Regions from separate parts of the Homo sapiens genome. Here region 2 is linked to region 1. A link is a loop called in an ENCODE intact Hi-C map of the cell type or tissue named here. Cell type or tissue: HCT116. All regions are shown on one strand. Links, peaks and the distances in the headings refer to the core of each region. The heading gives the core; the rest is flanking DNA.

Region 1 (7,215 bases), core at 2,637-5,136:
TTTCATATGCCAGGCAGATGTTTTGTAGGGTCAGCTTACCACAAAAGGCCTCGCTGAAAAAATGCAGTATAAAAGTAGGGGCCTGTAAGAGAAAGAGAAGCACATTGACTCCAGAGGAGGTCTACTGTTTTATAAAAGAAGCCAAGCAAATTTGATGGACTGGTGAAAACAAGAACAAAGAATCTGACATGTCTTGGAAGCTCTGGGTTTTGATAATTAGGGAAGTATTTAGAATGCTGTCTCGAGGAATCACATCTTTTGTGCTGAGATATATCCCTGCTTGTGTTCTGAAATATACATGGAGTGGGCAGGCTTGGACTGTTTAAATGAAGCAGATTTTTTACATTCTTGTGACACTAGGAAGACTTTTCCTGAATGTAGGATTTTTTCTTTAACGCACCTCTCATCCAAATGGCAAAACATCCAGGATGGGTGCTTACTTGCAATGAGATCTCCCCAGCTGACCAGAGCTGTACTTTCTCCCACTGCTTATTCCCCCTCTGAAGTTACATCATCATTTTGCTCCCTGGTACACCATTATGGGTCTTATCTATTTTTATACATAAATATATTAAACAAAACTGTTGGTTTTAAGAAACTTTTGACCTATTCTAAGACCTATTCTCTGTTTTTCTATAAAAGTTTTATGGTTTTAGCTGTTGCATTTAGGTCTTTGATCTATCTTCTTTTTCCTCATACAGTATTGTTTTTATTGAGATATAATTCATATACCATGAAATTCATCCTTTTAAAGTATACAGTTCACTGGTTTTTAGTATATTCACAAAGTTGTGCAATCATCACCATTGTCTAATTCTAGAACATTTTAAAAATTAAACATACAAGAAATTCTCTACCCCTTAGCAGTTACTCCCAACTCCCTTTCCTCCCTCTGTCAATCACATAATCTATGTTTTGTCCTTATGGATTTTACTAAGCTAGACATTTCGTAAAAATGGAATCATACAATATATGGCTTTTTGTGTCTGGCTTCTTTTATTTGGCATAATGTTTTAGATGTTCATCCATTTTGTAGCATAAATCAGTATTTCATTTCTTTTTGCTGATGCATAATATCCCTTTTATTGCTATACATTGCTGAAAATATACATTTTAAAAAATCCATTAATCAGTTAATGGATATTTGGGTTGTTCCTACTTTTTTGGGCTATTATGAATAATGCTGCTATGACCATTCAGGTACCAATTTTTGTGTGGACATATATTTTTACTTCTCTTGGGTATATACCTAGGTGTGGAATTGGTGGATCATGTGGTAAATCTATGTTTAACTTTATGAGGAACTGCTAAACCCTTTGCCATGGTTTGAAGGTATCTCCCAAAAGTTCATGTGTTGGAAACCGAATCCTTCTGTCCTCATGAATGGATTAATGAGGGTTTTGCCATCATGAATAGATTAATGTCACTGTCACAGGAATGGGTTCATTACATTGAGAGTGGCTTTGTTATAAAAGTGAGTTCTCTCAGTCTCTCTTGCTCTTGCCCTCTTATCATATGATGCCCTCTGTCATGTTATGACACCACATGAAGGCCCTCACCTGGTGCCAGCACCATGTTCTTAGACTTCCCAGCCTCCAGAACCATGAGCTAAATAAACTTGTTTTCTATATAAATTAACCAGCCTATGGTATTCTGTTACAGCAACAGAAAACAAGACTAAGACACTGTTTTTCAAAGCAGCTGCATCATGTTACACTCCCACCAGCAATTTATGAGTGTTCCAGTTTCTCCACGTCCTTACCACCACTTGTCAATTGTCTGTCTTTTTTGTTATATAGTAATCCTATTGGGTATAAAGTGGTATCTTCTTATGGTTTTAGTTTGTGCCTCTTGGATGACTAATGTGGGACATCTTTTTGTGTATCTATTGACCATCTATTTTTGTGTATCTTCTTTAGAGAAATGTCTATTTAAATCCTGTGTCAATATTTTAATTTGGTTATCTTTTATTATTGAGTTGTAATATGATTCATCTTTAATTTTTATGTGTGTTATGAAGTAGGGTTTGTCAAGGTTTTGTTTGTTTTTTTTAACGTAGATATCAGAATACTCTAGCATTATTTTTTTTTGAAAAAACTATTTCCCTATTGGTTGGTTTGGCACCCTTGCTAAAAAGCAAATGACCATTTAAATGTGGTTGTTTTACTAGGCACTCCATTCCAGTTCCATGAAATCTTGATTACTGTAGCTTTATAGTAGTTCTTGAAATTGGATAGTATAATTCTTCTAACTCTGTTCTTCTATTTGAAAATTGATTGCAGTCTTGGGATAAATATCACTTTATCATCATGTTTGTGGTAGGCAGAGTAATCCCCCGTCTCCCTCCTGCCTCCAAACATGCCCTAAAGCCTGGAACCTGTGAATATGTTATGTTATATGACAAGGGGAATTAAGATTGCAGACCAAATTAAGGTTTCTGATAAACTGACCTGAAGATGAGGAGATTGTCCTGGATTATCTGGTTGGACCAGTGCAATCGGTGACCTTAAAAGTGGAAGAGGGAGGCAGAAGAGGAGGTCGGGTAATATGATATGAAAAGGATTCAACCATCATTGATGACTTTTTTTTTTTTTTTTTTTCCTGAGACGGAGTCTTGCTCTGTCGCCAGGCTGGAGGGCAGTGGCGCGATCTCGGCTCACTGCAAGCTCTGCCTCCCAGGTCCCGGGTTCACACCATTCTCCTGCCTCAGCCTCCCAAGTAGCTGGCACTACAGGCGCCCGCTACCATGCCCAGCTAATTTTTTTGTATTTTTAGTAGAGACGGGCTTCACTGTGTTAGCCAGGATGGTCTCGATCTCCTGACCTCGTGATCTGCCTCCTTAGGCCTCCCAAAGTGCTGGGATTACAGGCGTGAGCTACTGCGCCCGCCCATTGCTGACTTTGAAGGTGAAGGAAGAGGGCATGAATCAAGGAATGCAGGATTTCAAAATGGTAGTATAGAAGCAAGCCAGCTTCAATCCCTCAATAGAAGACCAAAAACAAATATATAGCATTGAGATTTTCACCAGCAACAACCCAGAGTTCAAGTATGAGGATGAGACAGCCCCCAGGGCCACAGAGAAGTGGAAAAACCTTGAGCATATGATTGGAGAATCAGATTTCCACGTCTGCGAGTCCCCTCCCCTACATTCTTTCAGCACCAAGCATGTGGAAAATCTCCCTCAATTCTGTTTTTACACTGGAAAAAGTGAAATTGAGTGGTCAACCAGCTTCCTCACCTTCTTGGGTTCCGTAGCAGGAGTCCTGTCCCTGCCTTAACTCATGGGAAGCATTGTGAGTGCCTGTAGGGAGAAATATCTCTGAGGACAGGCTGCAACAAAGGTCAGAAGGTGAGACTACCATCCCCAACCCTGGAAACTCTGCTCTGTAACTCAGCCAAATGAGACACCAAATCAGAGTGGCTATTCAGCAGCACCACACTGTAGGAGGTACATTCCACAGGTTCCCATGGGCAGGAACCCCTAGCCAGTCTTCCCACACTGCTGACTAGGGGTTCCTGCCTAGGAGCCTGTAGAACATACCTGGGATAATCCCTTTGGTGACTCCCCCATTTGGGACAGGCAGCACTGCAACCGTTTACTAGAGCCAAAGTGAACCTGGGCTTATAGCGCCACCTAGAGCCGAAAAGGAGGCAGCAATCTAGTTGCAAAGATTAAGCAAATATATTCAATGAAAGACAAAACAAGCTGGACAGAGAAAACTAGAATCAATAATTAATCCTTCAATGCAAAGACATAGACATATACCCGCAAGTAACAACAGCAAACAGGGAACCACAGTCTCCCCAAAGGACAAAGCAAAAATCCAATGACTGACCCTAACGAGATGGCGACTATTAGCTTCTGACCAATAATTTAAAATAGCAGTTTTAAGGAAACTCAGGTATCTCCAAGATAATACAGAAAAGCAGAAATTTATCAGAGAAATCTAACAAAGAGATTGAAATAATTTTAAAAAATCAAACAGAAATCTTAGAACTGAGAAATACATTTGCCAAACTGAAGAACTCTTAAGAGGCTCTGAGCAGCAGAGTGAGCCAAGCAGAGGAAAGAATCTATGAGCTCAAAAACCAGCTGTGTGAAAATACACAATCAGAGAAGAAAAAAGAAATAAGAATAAAATGTAACAAAGACCACCTACAATATGTAAAAAATTACCTCAAAAGACCAAATCTAAGAATTACTGCTGTTGGTGTTCAAGAGAGAGTGAAGCGAGAGCAAGGGGTAGAAAGTTGATTCAAAAGGATAAGAACTGAAAACTTTCCAAAACTTGAGAAAGAGAAATATCCAGCTACAGAAAGGTCAGAGAACACCAAACAGATTTGACCCAAATAAGACTACTCCAAGGCATAGAAAAATGAAACTCTCAAAGGTCAAGGACAAAGAGAGGATCCTAAAAGCAGCAGAGAAAAGAAGCAAATAACACGTAAAGTAGCTCTAATTCATGTGGCAACGGATTACTCTAAGGAAACTAAACAGGCCAGGAGGGAGTGGAATGGCATTTTCAGATTGCTCAAAGAGAGACAAAAAAAGCCTGCCATCCAAGAATATTGTATCCAGCAAAATTATCATTCAAATATAAAGGAGAGATAAAATCTTTCCCAGACAAACAAAAGCTGAGAGAATTCACCACCACTAGATCCATCTTGCAAGAAATACTAAAGGCAGTTCTTCAGTCTGAAAGAAAAAACGCTAATGTGCAAAAGAAAACTTTTCAAAGTATAAAACCTACAGGTAAAATTAAGTACCTGGACAAACTCAGAATACTCTCTTACTGTATTGCTGGTATGCAATCCACTCATAACTCTACTATGAAGCTCAAAAGACATGAGCCAAGGAGTGAAAACAGCCTCTAGAAGCTAGAAAGGCAAGGAAATGGATTTGCTAGAAAGGCAAGGAAATGGAACTTCCAGAAGGGAATGCAGCCCTCTCAACACCTTGACATTAGCCCAGTGAGACCTGCATCAGACTTGTACAGGCCTCAGCAGCTGAATGTATTGTACAGCCTGCAGAACTGTACAATAATAAGTGTGTATTGTTTAAGCTGCTAAGTGTGTGGTAATAGAAAACTAATGTATGTTTTTTTATATAAAGCTAAATTTGATTTCCTAAATATTGTTAAAGATTTTTACACCTGTGTTCATTGTGGTTTTCTTTTTCTGTAATGTCTTTGTTTCATTTTGGTGTCAGAGTAATGCTGGCCTCATAGAATAAGTTGGGAAGTACAGGATTCCTATCTATTTTTTGAAAGAGTTTGTATAGAACTAGTATTATTCCTTTCTTAAATGTTTGGTAGAATTTGCCAATGAAGGCATTTGGGCCTGAAATTTTCTTGGTGAGAAGGTTTTGTTTTGTTTTGTTTTGAGACAGAGCCTCACTCTGTCGCCCAGGCTGGAGTGCAGTGGCACAGTCTCGGCACTGCAACCTTTGCCTCCCGGGTTCAAGCGATTCTCCTGCCTCCGCCTCCTGAGTAGCTTGGATTATAGGTGCCTGCCACCACACCTGGCTAATTTTTGTATTTTTAGTAGAGCCGGGGTTTCTCCATGTTGGCCAGGCTGGTCTCGAACTCCTGGCCTCATGTGATCCATCCACCTCAGCCTCCCAAAGTGCTGGGATTACAGGCGTCAGCCACCGCACCCGGCCTGTGGGGAGGTTTTTAATTACTAATTTCAATGTCTTTAATGGGTATAGGGCATGTACGTTATCTATTTTTTCCTGAATGAACTTAGATTAATCATTTTTGAAGTCTTAGTTGCTAGAAAAAAATATTTAAAAATTGGTGAATTTTCTCATTAAAGCAGCTTTTAGTGCATTTTTGAATATAGTAAATATAAATATTTTATATTTATAGAATATATTTTAGATCTGAAAAATAATTATTATGAGAGTCCACATATTACAAAAATACAAATATTATATCTGAGTCCTTACTTACCAGGAGATCTGATTATAACTTGATTTCCCATACATTTATGCCACTCCCATGGGCCATAAACATGCCAGTCACTGTGATAAATTTACTTTGTAAATCAATTAATTGACTTTGTGATTATATATATATCATTTACAGTGATTCTGCTTCTAAAAAGTGGAACCTCTTTCCATATGCTGTTAGAATTATTTATAAGCTTACAGAGGTTTAGGCCAGACCCCAAACTGTGTTAAATTCACAAGGTAATGAGTGCTAACCTGTGAAGCCTCTTGAAAGAGAGGTCACTACCTATCTCTGGCCATATGTCCCAATCCTGCCATTGTATAGGGCAGTGGTTTTTACTGAGAGTATTTTAGAAATTCACTTGAGTGTTACTGATAGTTAGTGAGTAGGGGGCTCAGGATGCAATGCCCGTAATAACCCCACACAGTGAGGAATTGTCCCAAGTCCTGTACAACTTACAAAATATCCTGCTGGTTAGTCATGAAGATTAAAAGCTTGTTTACAATTTTCTGAGACTAGAACCTAAGTCTAGTCTCTATGTTTTACACATAAACACAAAGTATTTTTTGCGTGGTTTTAATATATAATTAATATTCTAATCTTTATTTTAGCATTTATCCCTGCTCTCTCTTTTTTTTTGTATTTCTACTATAGAATGGCCTTAAGTCCAAATTTATTTCGTCTATAACTGTATGCACTCATCTAACCACTTTGCTATGTCTTTTAGGGTTGAACCTGCGCATTTTCCTATGAAATACATGCTATTTTATTATTAATTGCCTTTTTCTACTCTGTATTACACTGAGAGTTATTTTTTTTAATTAGACATATAGTTACAGTATTGTATATAAATTCCATTTCAGGACAAAGGAGCATCACAAAATATTTGTTATGAAAAGGGTGGGGATGTTAGATTTGAAAAGCCTGAGAGGCATGTTATAGAAACAAACTTTCTTCTGATTTCAGTACTTTTCCTATCATTATAGTTGCTATTACATAAAAATGTAAAGTCTTGGAATGAGTCCATATTACTGCTTCAAAATAACCAAAACAATAAAAATGGATTTAACTTCTATTTCGCCTACAAAATAGCCTAACACAATTATTATATCCATCAAGTCTAGGACATCCAGCCATAGTGCTCACACATATGCATAGTAATCACAAATTTCAGTGCACAAACTTAGATCTGCAAAGAATATAACTTACTTCTTTTTTACCCTGTCACTGAACGCAGTACCTCTGGGGTCCCTATTCTGCT
Region 2 (7,215 bases), core at 2,031-4,530, 210 kb before region 1:
ACTAGCAGAATATACACCAGAATTTAACAGGCACTGTTCTTTGTGCTTTCCCTCATTGTTTATAATGAACATGTGCAAACTTTGTAACATTTATTTTAATTTTAAACTCAAATGTGTAGACATGTTATTGTCCATATATTGTTTTAACACTGACATATGCACGGAAACAAGTTACTAGGAAACTGTTTTTTCCATCTTACATTCATCTGTTGCTTAGATAATTCTACAAAGATAATTCTTTAAAATGTTAGATTTTCTGAGTTTGAGTTTGGGGAATAAGTTAGACTTACGTGGCTATGAGAATGGGGACAAACAAAAAATATCTATATCTATAGGAATCATCCTTCCCAGTCTCTGTGGACTATTCATTTAGTACATTTAGGGACTGGCGAAATTCTCACCCTCCTTTGACTGGTGATAGTCCATAGTCCTTTGCCATCTCAACACCCACTCATGCCATCAACATGCATCCACGATGCTGCATTTAGAATCTGTAACCGAATTGACCTTCTTCCTTGTGTAGAGGTCTTTTTGATTTGGGAGGCCATCCCTTTAGAAACTGGGCACACCTCAGCTGGTTCTCCAGCAGGGCAGGCACTGGGATGAGAGCTGGACCTTTCTCACTGTCCTTACAGCCCAGAGGATACAGTTGGCCTGGCCCCATCTGCCTCCCTACCATTTTCCGGGGGCCTCTGTCGTGCCAGGCCTGGGACTGGGCATTTGACCAAAAGGTCAAGTTTATTCTCTCCTCCCTCCATCCTTCTCTCTCTCTTCCCACCTGTCCAGTCTCATTCCACGGCAGTCAGTCCATCTATCCATCCGTTCCCCAAATTAGAGGAAGGCCTACCGTCTGGACTGAAAATACCCCTCCCAACAAGCCACTGGGATAGCCAAGAGATGGACTTGTTCATCTGGAGCTGGAATTGGGTTTTACAATTTCATCAACAGCCCTTCCTCAGTATCTTACAGCCACTCTGCCCATTTTTTCTTAAACCATGTTTTCGAGGCTGACATTTCGGATGACATTTTTCTGTCATCACGGACATCAAATTGCCTGTGAAAATCTGCAATCACCCAACCAGCGCCTGGGCCTTGGGTGCAGCGAGAACCCGGCGGGGAGGCGGCCCCGACACCCGCGGTGCAGATCCAGGCGGGAAATGTCGGAGCCAGCGCCGTGCACTCCTCCCTGTTCTGGGCGCGCCGGGTGCAGAGGGCGCTCGCGGCGGCCTCGGACACAGATGCGGAGGGGCTCCGTGGGGACGGGATATCGCGCCTGCGGGGCTAGGAGCAGTATCTCTAGGGAGTTTTCTGGTCTTGGGGTGCCAGATTCAGAAGATATTGGAAGGCTCGGAGTTCTGGGGACACCCAGCCGTCAGGGAGGGCTCAGAGGGTGCCTTTGGGTCTGAGAGGCAAGGATCACATAGATCTGGGGCGCACTCTGGTCCAAGCTGGGCTGGGGCTGGAGGGGACAGAGGCGCTCTGGGGGCGCGCTCTGAACGTGGGGCAGGAGTGGGGAGGCTCAGAGGCGCCTTGGGGTCCTGCTGGAGAAGTTCTGGAAGCACATTCTGGTCTGAGGCTGAGGGAGGGGAGGGAGTAGGAGGATGATGGGTACCAGGCAGGGTCCGAGGGCCCCTCTGCGCTCCCAGAGGCTGGGATACAGAGCAGGTGGGAGGGGAAGGAGAGCGCCCTCGGGTCCCCTGGAGACTCACCTTCTTGGCCTTTTTGCCCCCAACGGGTGGCATCTTCGTGGTGTCCAGACAGGTGGTCGACACGGATGCGGACCGACTAGGCGAGCCTTCCCGCTGCGCAGCCCCGAGCTGCTCCGAGTCCGCAGCCTGCCTCTTTATACCCGCAGTTGGGCGTGGGGAGGGCCTCCCAGCCACCGCGCGGGCCAACACGGACCTTGGGCGGGAACACGCCCACCAGCCCTTCATCAGGCCCGCCTCCTGTTGGGAACCTGGCCTGCCAAGGAGGTAATCCAGATTGTTCACCCAAATGGGTGGAACCACCGAAAAGTAAGATAAGAAAAAGCGAGGTTGCCACTCGCTCAGATTTCAAACCTGCCTAGCGTCCCTTTTGCCTCTTGCACTTTTGCCCCGACCCTGACCGTCCTCTCGCTCACCTGGGATCATGCACCATGGCCCACTTAGGCTGCCAGAGAGGCCTCTGAGAAGTCCATTCGATGCTCAGATATTTGTCAAAGGCCAAGGCGTCAAGATTATGGAATCAGGGGATGAAGTCCTGGAAGATCTTCAGCCTGGAGTGTGATCTCCTGTGTGATATACATCCAGTATAACGGGACACAAATGCGGCTTTAGTAGAGGAGTCCAATACTAACCCTGAATTGGCGGGTATGTTCAAAATGACCTTCTACCCCTATACCCAAACATGCCTTGCAGTTTCTAATAACACAGTAGTTTCTAATAAGAATATGTTTGTAATATTTAACAAGGACAGACTTTTAACATTTATAAATGGAAGCAGAAATGTACTTTGAAGACTTCAAAATTCAGCATGAAAACGATATAAAAACATAGACATTAGAAGAACTGGAGGGAATAGAGATGTTAACAGTAGTTACCTATTGATGGCGGAATTAAGGCTTGTTTTATTTTATTCTTCATGTTTCACTGTATTTTCCAAAATATTTTTATAATGAGAATACATTGATTTTAAAATAATAAAAACATTACTTTAAAAAATGTACAGCATGGCCTGCACGGTGGCTCATGCCAGTAATCCTAGCACTTTGGGAGGGTGAGGCGGGTGGATCACCTGAAGTCAGGAGTTCGAGACCAGCCTGGCCAACATGGTGAAACCCCCGTCTCTGCTAAAAATACAAAAATTAGCCGGGCATGGTGGCAGGCGCCTGTAATCCCAGCTACTCGGGAGGCTGAGGCAGGAGAATCGCTTGAACCCTGGGGGCAGAGGTTGCAGTGAGCCGAGATTGTGCCATTGCACTCCAGCCTGGGCAAAAAGAGTGAAACTCTGTCTCAAAAGAAAAAAAAATGTACAGCATGACAGTAAATAGCCTACAGAACAATGAAATATCTGAAACACAGTTCAGAAAATTTTACCCAAATAAAAGCATGTAAAAAAATTCTGTATGTGGACAAACAACCTCCATTTCAACACATGCAGAGAAGAAAGTTACTGCAACACCTGATGAATTAATACAAATTTAACGGCTAAAGTGACATGTGTTTGAAATACAACTGAGAAAGTAAAAATGTCCTTTTGCTTCTAAGTATGTCAAGTTTAAAATGGAAAAAGAAATGAAAAGGTGAAAGGATATACTGTTATTCAAGTGATCTATTATTTCATTGGCTCCTCCACCCCCAACTGTGATCTGGGGTCAGCAAGAATGAGGCATGAGGTAAAGTCATTCTTCACAGTACCTAGATTAAAAAAAAAAAACACCTTGAAGGCATTGGAGTATCCGAATAGGTAACAGTTTAGTTAGTTAATGCGTTAACTAGTTAAGGTATTCACCTGGTGAGCACTGGTGAGATGAACAGGTCTAGAGTGAGCCCCGCGGTGGCTGCAGGGAGCAGCCGCAGTCGTGGGTATCTGGCACTAGGAGGCGGTATAAGCACTCTAACACTCAATAAAGGCTGAAAGCCGACGTTCCCAATTTCAGTTTCCTCAAAATGTGGCAAAACTTGGGAGAAATTTTAAACTAGTAGCATTAAATTTAGAAGTGAATTATGAATTTTTAATAGGTAATATAGACACATGGCAAAAATTTTACTTTTTTAATCTTTATTTCTCCAAGAACAAACATGGCAAAAAAAATTTAGAAGCCTTTCCCCAGCTGCTGTTGCAGATCAAGTCCCCTCCCTGGAGGTAACCACTATTGCCTGTTAACCGTTCTTCCAGAGGAATTTTATGCATACCTAAGTGTATAGATGTATATAAAAGGATTTGTACTCGAACGTAGGGAATTTTCGTTTTTTAAAAAAATTATCGACTCCCAGCTTTTCCAGAATGATTTATAGGTGCTGTCAAAATATTTTTGTTTTTTCTGGGCCTCTCAATTTGTTGTCCTAACTATCCCATGCCCCCACCCCCAATTAGGTCCATTTAAAAAATTATTCACTTATTTCCATAATAGATGATAATATCCACCATGTATGTAAAAGGCACTAAGCCTTTTACTTACACAACATTATTTACCCCACACAACTCTGTGAGGTGGGTGTCCCCTCTTTGTTCTCAAGAACCACGAAGTTAGGGAGTTAGATGGATCATCAGCATGCTCCCTGAAGTTTCTTTGCCCCATTCCCAGAGAACTAAGTCTGCTTGGATACCACTTAGGAAGTGAGGTTTTTTGCTTGTTTGTTTGTTTTTTTGAGATAGAGTCTCACTCTGTCGCCCAGGCTGGAGTGCAGTGGTGCAATCTCAGCTCACTGCAACCTCTGCCTTCTGGGTTCAAGTGATTCTCCTGCCTCAGCATCCCGAGTAGCTGGGATTACAGGCTGGCGCCACCACACCCGGCTAACTTGTATTTTTTGGTAGAGACGGGGTTTCACCATGTTGGAGAGGCTGGTCTTGAACTCCTGACCCCAGGTGATCCATCCGCCTCGGCCTTCCAAAGTGCTGGGATTACAGGCGTGAGCCACTGCACCTGGCAGGAAGTGAGTTCTGCAATAAACTGTCCTTGGGAGGCTGCCTATGTTCTCTGATCTCTACTGGAGTCAACCAGATGAGGGAGGTCATAAGACTGAAGTCCATGGCTGTGTACAAAGATGTTGGGGGTTAAAAATAAATCCCAAAGAAGAAGAGGAGACTTAGAGCTGGCGATCCACCCCCTTCATTTTACAACCTCAAAAGATACTCGGTTATTGTTCTGTCTCTGACCAGTGCTTTGTTCTATTTGAAATCCTATTTATTCACTCAATAAACATTTAGGTACCATTAATACAATGTTTTAAACCCTATGCTTGGTGCTGGAAGTAAAGGATATCATCTCCTTTTTTTTTTTTTTCAAGGAAGAGATAGAAACCATCTCATATAAGTGCTAAAATGTTCCTTTTACCAATATGTAGATGGAAAAATGTCAGGACTTTTCATTTCCCACTCAACTGGGATCTCTTTTAAAATGAAACTGACTTTTCACAGGCCTTTTTAGACTAAATATGTTTCATTTAGCCTTAAACCATTGAAGATACTTTAACACTGTGTTTAATGATGTTTTATATTTTAGTATGATGTTTAATGATGTTTTAACACTGTGTTTAATGGTGGTTTTACATGTTAACACTGTACAGAACAGTGTTTGCAAACTGCTGATGTGGAAATGGAGCCAGCTTCTGCGTTTCCTTTGGCAAGGCCAGTGTTTTTAAAAAATTGAATGTGAATTCCTTTATGTGGCGCTTCCACCCTTCCCATTTGCTGGTCTGTACCACACCCAGCTGCCCTGCACTCTTCTGGTTCACATATTTACCTTACCTTAAAGGCATTTGGGCTTTCAACTTCTGCTATAAATAGAAGGTATATTTGGGGTTACGGAATACATGTTCCCCCAAGTAGCCCCCAAACCGAAGATTTCATTTGCCTTACATTTTCCTACTGCCACTAACCCCCGTTATTTTTTCTTGCCAGGATGACGATACTAAAAGGTTGATGAGGTGGATTTTCCTTCTAAAACTCTCTTCTGCAGGTGCACAGGTTTTCCTCAGTTTACCTGTCCTGTCCAGCACCCTGTCTATTGCAGTGGCCACATACATGCATTTGTCCCAACACGTTCATGCATAGCCAACCACTGCACAATTACTCCTCTTTAAAGGGTCTTGGTTTCTTCATATGGAAAATTAGAAGTTGAAGCTGGGTGACTTTTCAGATTTGTCTTTGCATTTGGTTTGGCATAAACTTAGAGCACAAAACAGCCTCTTCCCAGGGTGCTTTCATTGCCTTTCCCTTGCCATCAGCGAGCCCTTCCTGAGCCCGGCTCTGACCGTGCCTGTGGCTCCTGCTGGTGCCTCCAACTGCTGCCCATGCTTGAGTTTTTGCCTTTAATTTCCTAGTTCTTAGAGAAACAGCTGAGCTTTTTGTTTTTGCTTGTTATCTCAGAGCTTCCTTCCACCACAGGTGAAAATGCTTCCCTCAGGGCTTGCAGATTAGCCAGCATATCCAGCGTCTCCAGCATCTCCTGGCTTTCCACAGAGGAGTCCTCCAGCTGATATTCTTGTTCATTCTGGACACCTCCAGTTTCCCAGAACTATCCTCTCAGCATGGTAATTGCATCCTGAGTTCCCTTTCTAGCTCTGAAATTTCCTCTCTTCTGCTTTTCCTCAAATGCTTTCTAACAGGATGATTAGCCTGTCACATGCCCTTTTGTGGCTTTTTTTTTTAAGCAGATAACTGTAACTTTATGAGCACTTCCTATGTGGAGTTAGCTGTGCTAAGTGCTTTGTAAGCATTAGTAATCCTTACAATAGCCCTGTGAGGTAGGGATTTGACCAGCCCGATTTTACTGATGACAGTGCTGAGGCCCATGGAGGCCAGATGAGAACTTTCCCAAGATCATGTCAATAGTAAGCACAGAGCTGAGAGAGGACGTCAGCTGGGCCGAATGAAGCCAGAGATCACACTCTTTAGAGTTACTCTATGCTTTCTTTTCAGTAGATTGTTTTTCTCAAAAGCTCCCCAAACTTTTTATAACCTCATCTGACTCATGGACATTCCCACTCACCTGGCCCGACCCAGAGGTCCCTTCTCCTGGTCAGAAGTTCCAATTCATTGGACATACAGTTAGTGACAGACAGAAAATAGTCTGTCCTGACCAGGCTACCCCACCAAATACCCCATGACTTCTGCACTGTGTGTAACCCTTGGGTTGCCTAGTCATTCTGAAATGTTGTTGTTTTTGATAGGCATTGGAAAACAGAAGCACTAAGTTCTGGGAATAGCCATTCAAATCTTAATTTCTATCATCTTTGTGAGCTGCTAATAGATGTCTTAGTTCATCTTTCTCTGTCTTAATAGGAAACGGTTGGAGTGGATGCTATAGGTCCCCTTTTTCCCAGGGGTCTGGTACATGATGTTTAAGTGGTCCATCAGCTCCAGTATGTAGCTCCTGATCTGGGTAGTCATACCCCAGGGACAGCCCTGCGACTTGGTCTCAACCCTGCAGAAGAAAGAAATACACAGCAGCCTGGCGGGTGTGTGGTGTGAGAAGGGAGAGATGGCAACAGAAAGATCAACAGCAACTCA

The links. Peaks named below come from ENCODE experiments on the same cell type or tissue, not always from the same donor. Only the 100,000 strongest peaks of a DNase experiment are listed, where the experiment ranks them.
Region 2: a loop joins it to region 1, with 3.0 times the contacts of the local background. A loop is called at or near these places in 2 of 110 quality-filtered maps.

What each region holds. Positions count from the first base shown.
Region 1 is chr5:78,896,433-78,903,647 of GRCh38, reverse strand. The region is part of intron 4 of ARSB (arylsulfatase B); the gene reads left to right. Among named protein-coding and RNA genes, the nearest start is that of ARSB, 85 kb to the left of the region's middle. RefSeq lists a silencer at 3,490-3,579. In HCT116, for the core only: a CTCF peak has its summit at 3,640 (motif pointing left); a DNase peak (open chromatin) is centred at 3,607.
Region 2 is chr5:79,106,413-79,113,627 of GRCh38, reverse strand. It overlaps BHMT (betaine--homocysteine S-methyltransferase), which reads right to left and starts at 1,819. Exons shown (of 8, transcript NM_001713.3): 1 at 1,710-1,819. The coding sequence starts at 1,742. RefSeq lists an enhancer at 649-1,493. In HCT116, for the core only: a CTCF peak has its summit at 3,576 (motif pointing right); a DNase peak (open chromatin) is centred at 3,577.